3 separate regions of the Homo sapiens genome follow, and all the other regions are linked to region 1. The links are chromatin loops, found by intact Hi-C in ENCODE. Cell type or tissue: endothelial cell of umbilical vein. All regions are shown on one strand.

Region 1 (2,500 bases):
CCACAGGGAAGCCGAGTGTAGTAGTCTATAGCCCTTGGGGTTGTACTGAGGCTTCATGCTTATTACCAATAGCAGAGAGGAGAGTGTGACCAGATTCCAGGTCTGCCTCAGGCTCACTGGATGGATGCATGGATGGATGGAAGGAAGGAAGGAAGGGAGAGAGGGAGGGAGGGAGAGAGGGAAGGAGGGAAGGAAGCTGGGCAGGCAGGTTGGTGGATGAGTGACTACATAGATGGATGGATGGATGGATGGATGGACGGACGGATGGATGTCCGGCCAGACAGACAGCCAGCAGCACATGGGCAGGTAGGTAAGTGGGTAAGTGGATGAATGAACAGACAGATGACTTAATATGGGGTGGATGAAGAAGAGAGTGAGTAGATGGGTGGATGGGTCAGGGATGGATCACAGATGGCTAGATGGAGTGGTGGCTGGACAGATGAACAGAAGGAATGGACAAACATGCAGGAAGAAATAATAGGGGGCCAGAAAGATGATGGCGGGGAGTCAGGCGAGCTAACAGTGATGAAACCATGTCATTTCCATATTCAAAACCCTCCCACAGGCTTACTACTCACAAAAAAAATCCCAACTCTTCCCACACGGACATAAACAAGGCCCAGCATGACCCACTCCCACCCTGACTGATCTCACCCCCAATACCTCTCATTAGTTATGCCTAAGCCACACCTACCACCTTTCCCTTATTAAAAAATACCAGACTCCTCCCTGCCTCGGGGCTGCTGCACTTGCTGTTCCTTCTGCCTGGAATGCCCTTCCTCAGCTCTTCATGCAACTGTGCCTTCTCATCCTTCAGGTCTCAGCACAAACATCACCTCCTCAGAGAAGCCTTCCCTGACTACCTCATTTAAAATGGTCCCCGACCCCTATCCAATCCATCACATCTCTGTGTTGCTTCCTTTTTTGCACTTTTCACTGTCTGAAGTGGTCTTGTTTACAGATTTATTTTACGTATTTATTGGCCATCTCCCCCAACCAGAATGTAATGACATGAACAGGGTGTTTTCTCTGTCTTATTCATGGCACTATCCCAGCACCTACCAGAGGGCCTGATGCAGAGCAGGGCTCAATGATCATTTATGGAACAAATGAAGTAATGAACCATCCGACAGAAAGGAATGTTCTGAGGTCGGCAGGAAGGTCTCGGGGAGACAGAAGTGCTCCCAGGCCAGAGGAAGACAGGCAGCTTTCCCAGCTCCCACGTGACTGCCCGGTGGTGAGAGGCTCAGCCGGGGCCCCAGGTCCTAGTTCTTGCGGGTGCTTCTCAGGCTCAGCCCAGAGCTCAACCCACTCAAACTCAGCAGGAAAAGGGAGAGCCTGGAATGGGGCTGTTTCCGCCGAGGCAATCTGTGTTCAATGAAAGCAGGTGGCAGCTGGCCAGAGCCTGAGCACCCTGCTTATCGAAACCAGCTGTCCCGCCTCCAATTACAGGGCCAGAGGGGGGCAGGGCTATTTTTAGCTTCCTAGTGTTTGGCAGAGCAAAGACCTGCCTGGTGTGTAGGTAGCGGTGCGTGCTGGAGCATTCAGAATGCCCTGGCTGGAGGCAGAGTGGGCTGCAGAAGAAATGCATCTGCTTTGTGGGACAGGCGCCCCAGGTGGGGAAGGGATTGTTCTGGGTCCTGTCCACCCCCAGTTCCATTCTCAAAGTCTTGGAACTCAGGGACAGGGAGAATGCTGCCAGCAGCTGAAGGAGGGGAACAGATGTTTGAGTGCCCACTCTCGGAAGCCCACCAGCTGTCTAATTGGGGGCCGCCTCTGGCACTGATCAGCAACTCTCTGGCCAGGGTTAGGGGACAGGAAGTATCCCACAGCAGCTGCTGGGGCAGAAGAAGACGGCCCAGAGGACAGCAACTCTGCCCTACGTTTCTGCCCAAACTGGGTCTTGCCATCTTCTGGTGGATCAAGGAGGGTTCACAGCTTGCTGGGCAAAGCTGGGCGGGTCCCTGTGCCTCTCTGGGCCTCATCAGGGCCCACCTGGGAAGTGGCTCACTCAGTCACCTTCTGGATTTAGCAGGCAAAATTTCTAGTCATATGAAATCCTGAGCTGGGATGCAGTATGCAAAAACCCAATAAAATTCATCTCTAGTGCAGGGGTCTCAAACTTGTAAATAGGCAAAACAGGCCAGGAGGAGACTGTGCAGAACCAGCCGGGGCCTGCCGTGTCTAAAGCTGGCAGCCACTCTTCAGTGTAGCCCATCATGGCCCATTATGTTAGAAGACGAACGCATCTAACAGCTTCTCGGGAGAGTGAGGAAATCCAGCATTTCCTGTGAAATCTCCCCATCATTAAATGTTCATATCGAGTCCAACATTTTCTGAAAGCACTACGTGGGCCGAGGAAAACATGTCTGCTAACTCTATCAGGTCAGTGGGGCACTGCTAGCCACCTCTGGGGTACAGGGGAGAGTGTTCTGGGCAAGGGGATCAGCGCACACAGAAGCCCTGAGAGGTAAGGTCAGGAAACCAGCGATCTGCCAGT
Region 2 (2,500 bases), 56 kb after region 1:
AAAAAAAAAAAAAAAAAAAAAGACAGGCAGAGTCAGGAGGAAGGCAGCAGATAGACTCGTGGGTTTAGGGAAAGCATCGGGAGGGTCCCAGGCAGATTTTGGGAATTATGATGGTCCCTGACCCCAGGATGTTTTACGTCTCATTCATGCACTGTCCTTCTCCCCTGAATCTCCTGGGACTGTCAGCTCCATCGGGACGGCGTTTTCATCTGTTGAGGTCACTGCTGTGATGTCAATGGGGTCAGCGGCCACTGGCAGAGAGCAGGTATTGTGACTATTTGATGAATGAAAGGAAGAAAAGAGAAGGAGGAACGGAGAGGCTAAAGGGCCCTCAGACCAGCTCTGTGCTTCTTCCCAGGCTGGTCCCACCCCACCCCAGGGACCATAAGTGAGCACATGACCCAGACAAAACCAATCAGAGTTCCCCGTCCTAATAACAGTGGCCATGTGACCCAAGCTGGGCCGCAAGAGCCCGCAAGGACTCGAGCTGGAATCACTGGGAAGAGAAACTCTCTTTGAGCTGCTGTTGAACCCCTGCCACCATGTGAGGCATGCACCCCATAAGCCCCTCCCATTCTCCAAGAGTGAAATCAGCACTGCACAGATAAAAGCAGAGCCTGAGATCAGAGAAAGACCTGGTCCTGAAATCATCATACGGAGTCCTGGATCTAGCTATGCCTGAAGCCAACCTACACTCCTGAACAATTTCACTGACATGCATCAGTAAAGTCCTGTATTTGTTTAAGCCTATCTGAACTGGTGTTTCTGTCACGTACAGCAAAGACAGTTTTGATACATGCACACTCTTAAAGGCAGAAAATGAAAGACATGGACCCAAATCTTAGTGAGGTGACAGGGTCTCTCTGTCCATCTCCACAGAGATGAAGGGAAGGGACTGGGCCAGAAAGCAGGGACAAATCGGTTTCTTCCCACATACCAACCCCAGTCACTGGGTAGTGCCAGCTGGAACACTGGTGAGGAGGATTCTGGGGCCCCACAGGAAGCCTAGAGACAGAATGCTGTGATTGATTAGGAATGTCTGCCACAGGTGCAGGAGAGGGGGTAACAAGCTCACCACTGGTTTGTCATTCCTCATCCCCTGAGCCCCCTTCTACGACAAGGTCTGCAATGTTTTCCTCTCCTTCAGCCTGTGGGAAGGGCAGGGGCCCAACGCTTGAGGCTTGGAGAAGTTAAATTTAGCAAAGGACAACATCCCCTCTGCAGCACCGTGCCCAGTTCAATCACGCCTGTGTCCTTTCATCCAGCCTGACCCCAGCTGCATCTCAGGCCTGAGACCCTGCAAATACGGAAACGCTGCTCTTGACAGCTCAGAGTCCAAGTGTTCCATTTCCTCCTGGAGGCCCGACATGGGGCTCTGATTGCTTTGCCAGGAAGAAACGGACAAACAGTTGTGCATACACAGATGTGGTGGGTACGGAACATGTGGCTGTGGGTTTGGGGGGAGAAGGGGACAGCTGCTGGCTGGAAACAGCCAGGGGAGGGGAGCTCACCCCCAGGAAAGGCTCAAGGATTGTGAGAGGTGGCAGCTGCTGTCCACAATACCCAGGTGACAGTGGCTCCACAGAGACCATCAGCTCCAAACCACTCATTTCACAGCCAGCAAGACTAAGACCCAGAAGAGGGAAGGAGCTGGCCCATGCAGACATATTCTCCAGTGGGGAGGAGAGAAGTGAGAATCAGGTCTCAGTTTCTCAACAGTCTCCCCAAATTATTTACCCATCCATACAGCTGTGGGGAGAGGGGGGTTAAAACAGAAATCAGACCACACTACTCCCGTGCTTAAAACCTGCAATGGCTTTCACTGACTCAGAATAAGATCTACAGTCCTCACCTCGGCACGCAAAGCCCTACAGGATCTGCCCTGCCCCCACTATGACACCCTCAAACTCTCTCTATCACTCACTCTGCTCTGGCCACGCCAGTCTCCCTTCTTCTCTCAAATGAGCTAAGCTTGCTCCCAGCTCAGGGCTTCTGCCCTTTCTCACCTTGGTCCAGACCACCCTCCCCAAGATCATCCCATTCCAACCCCTCAGAAAGGCCATCCCACCCTTGGGTTGCCAGATATAAAATAAACCCCAGGATGCCCAGGTGAATGCTCATTTCAGACACATATTTTTTTTAGTATAAGTATGTCTCAAATATTCCATAAGACATGTTTCCACTAAAAAATTATTTGATGTTTACCTGAAATTCCAATTTCCCTGGGTGTCCTTTGTTTTCATTTGCTAAATCTAGCAGCCCTGGCCCTGACCTCCCGATTGAAAGCAACCTCAGGCAGAGTCACTCTTTACCACATCTGCATTTTATGTTCTTCACAGTCTGCACTGGCATCTGAAATGACCTCATTTGTTAAATTACCCTCTGTTTCTCCCACCTACGAGCCGCGTGGCAGCACGGAGCAAGTCTGTCTTACTTAGTACAGCATCCCCAGGGTCTAGTGCAGAGCCTGGCACACAGGAGATGCTTACTATGTATTTCA
Region 3 (2,500 bases), 140 kb after region 1:
TTTTACTTCCTTATCTTCCTGGTTGCCTTTCTGTAAAAGATACACATCCTTCCATCCTTTTCTCCAACCTAATGTCACCTTATACATATAACACACGTGTATATTATGGTTATTGTTTATTTTCCAAAAGAACTGTGTTACATATACCTCTCAGCATCCTACTTTTCATATGAGGACCACGTGAAAATCCCCCCAAGTTACTGGGGAGGTCCCTCTGCCTCAATGACTGTGAAATCAAAGACCTGCCCCCACCCCAACCACCCGTGGCATTTCTCCCTAGTGTGAGACTAGGAGTACAGAATCTTTTAAAACAGAAAAAAAAATAGTGACAACAAAAAACCACAGTTTCTTGTTTGGCAAGCGGAGCTCCAATGAGAAGAAAAACTTTTGTCTCCTCCCTCCAAAAAGCAGAACCACAGAAAGCATTCTGGGAGCTTTCTGCCCACAATCCCTGTTCCTCAGAGACTCCCATCCTGGTCGGTTCCGGGCAGACCCTCTGTGTCTCTATAGCTCTCTGTCCTCAGCCACGGGGAGACCTTCGAGGAGCTGCTGACCAACTCCCACCCACCGGCCTCTCTGCCCACCCACCCAGGCCCTCTCTTCTCTTTCGACCACTGCCCAGCTGACACACCCCATCATGGGAGTTACTGGCACCTGCCCCTGAGGTGCCTCCCCTTGGCAGGTGGGCCCAAGGTCTACTCAGCCTCCTCTAGGGGAGTGGGGGGCAAGCTTCACCACATCCCTGTGACGCAGGTGCTACACTGTGCCCGTTGGACAGATGTGGAAACTGAGGCACAGAGCAAGTCAGTGATCAGCCCAAGGTCACCTACAGTCCAAGTGGAAGAAGCCTGGATTTGAACACCAGCAGCATGACTCCAGAGCCTCACTCAACCCTCGTGCCATGAACAGACCCGGAGCCCAGAGCAAGAACTCGGCAGCCTGCCATTTCTATCCGTCCACAGTTCTTCCCATTCTGTGGAGAAAAGAATGGGAGTCACAGAGGGCAAGTAACAGGAGGAAGCGCAGGCGGAGGTGAAACATCACACAGACCTGGGTTCAAATCCCAGTTCTGCCACCTTAATAAATCATGTGCCAAGCCCTTCTTGGATCAGCCAAAGGCGGTCTATCAAGTGGCTGGGGACATGAGTTGTGGGGTCAGGCAGCCTAGGATCAAATCCTGGCAATGCTGTCCACCTGACCCAGAGCAGCTCACTTAGATTCACTTTGCCTCAGTTTCCTCACCTCTCAATGGGGATAAAAACAGCATCCCCTTCATAAAGAAAATTAAATGAGTTGACACATGCAAAGTGCTTAGAATGGCAAGTGATGAATCAAAGTCAGTTCCTGCACAGCAATGACTGTCATTGTTTTCATCATGACTAACGCTGCCCAGAGCACACGGGGAGTACCCCACATAGCCAGGGCCTCGAAATGATTCGAGCCAAGGTTCTGAGTCAAAACCCCAGGCACTGTTTCCCCCAAGACCGATCCAGCATCTCTGTGAAAGGGCTGTCCTTGCCTTTTCATGATTATTTAATAAACACACGCAAAACACCAAACTCAGAGGACTCCCTGGAGATGAGGGAGGGAGTGCAACCCAGTTCCTGAAGGAGATGGGGAAAGATGGGAAGATTCTCAAGGAACCACAAAGCCCTCGGCCTGGAACCAAACAAAACCACTGGTTCCTGTGGCCGGAGTTTAGGGTGTCAAAAGGAAACTCACTCAGAGCCCCCATCCTCCTCTCAGTGCTGACTTAACTCAGACCTCACTTCCTCCAGGAAGCCCTCTCTGATCACCCCTGCTCTCTGGATGCTGAAGTCCCACAACCCTAATTATCTGTATTATTTAATTTTCCTACAACAACAATAATAACCAATATTTATATACCTTACTGCCAGACACTGTTCTAAGTGCTTTACATCAATTTCTATAACTCACTTATCTTCTTTAAAAACCTATAAAATAGGACCTATTAACATCCCTCTTTTTACAAATAAGGCTCAAACAGGTTAAGGTGTTTGCCCAAGGTCACAAGTCCAAGGATTTAACCTCAAGCAGTCTGGCTCCAGAGCCTTGCACTTGGATTGTTTTTTTTAAACACCCATTTGGCCATCCTCCACTACACCGTCCTCTCCTTGAGGACAGAAGCCACACATGGCCCCTATCACGGGGGTTACTTTCCACGGTTTCCATGGGCCGATGGGACCTTCACACCAAGGACACACGGAGACCAGGGTGGTCCTTTAAGGCCTGCCTCTAACCACATGGAAATAAAAGCAGGGAGGGATTACCGTGCATTCTTCCAAGCCAGGAGACAGCAGGGAAAATCCCTTAGCAAATATAAAGGCTGAGAAGAGAGAGTGGGAAGACAGAAGAGAATCACAACCTGAGGCTGCCAGCCTTGCAACCATGGAAAGCCTTGGTAATTAGCAGTTCCTGAAGCTCTAAGCCCCAGGTTAGTTTTGAAAACGAAAATGCCTTGGGATGTTTAGGGGCCATT

The links. A loop is a pair of places that touch in the nucleus more often than their neighbours do. Peaks named below come from ENCODE experiments on the same cell type or tissue, not always from the same donor. Only the 100,000 strongest peaks of a DNase experiment are listed, where the experiment ranks them.
Region 2: it touches region 1 in a loop (4-fold over the local background); 5 of 110 quality-filtered maps call a loop at or near these places.
Region 3: a loop joins it to region 1, with 2.4 times the contacts of the local background. A loop is called at or near these places in 25 of 110 quality-filtered maps.

The regions. Positions count from the first base shown.
Region 1 is chr20:48,681,448-48,683,947 of GRCh38, forward strand. All of the region lies in intron 10 of PREX1 (phosphatidylinositol-3,4,5-trisphosphate dependent Rac exchange factor 1), which reads right to left. Among named protein-coding and RNA genes, the nearest start is that of PREX1, 150 kb to the right of the region's middle. RefSeq lists an enhancer at 1,582-2,331. In endothelial cell of umbilical vein, no CTCF peak of the experiment used is centred here; a DNase peak (open chromatin) is centred at 1,374; H3K27ac peaks cover 1,472 bases.
Region 2 is chr20:48,737,224-48,739,723 of GRCh38, forward strand. The region is part of intron 3 of PREX1 (phosphatidylinositol-3,4,5-trisphosphate dependent Rac exchange factor 1); the gene reads right to left. Among named protein-coding and RNA genes, the nearest start is that of PREX1, 90 kb to the right of the region's middle. In endothelial cell of umbilical vein, no CTCF peak of the experiment used is centred here; a DNase peak (open chromatin) is centred at 1,348.
Region 3 is chr20:48,822,679-48,825,178 of GRCh38, forward strand. All of the region lies in intron 1 of PREX1 (phosphatidylinositol-3,4,5-trisphosphate dependent Rac exchange factor 1), which reads right to left. Among named protein-coding and RNA genes, the nearest start is that of PREX1, 4.1 kb to the right of the region's middle. RefSeq lists enhancers at 1,139-1,188, 1,479-1,568. In endothelial cell of umbilical vein, no CTCF peak of the experiment used is centred here; DNase peaks (open chromatin) are centred at 1,013, 1,403 and 2,293; H3K4me3 peaks cover 106 bases; H3K27ac peaks cover 1,817 bases.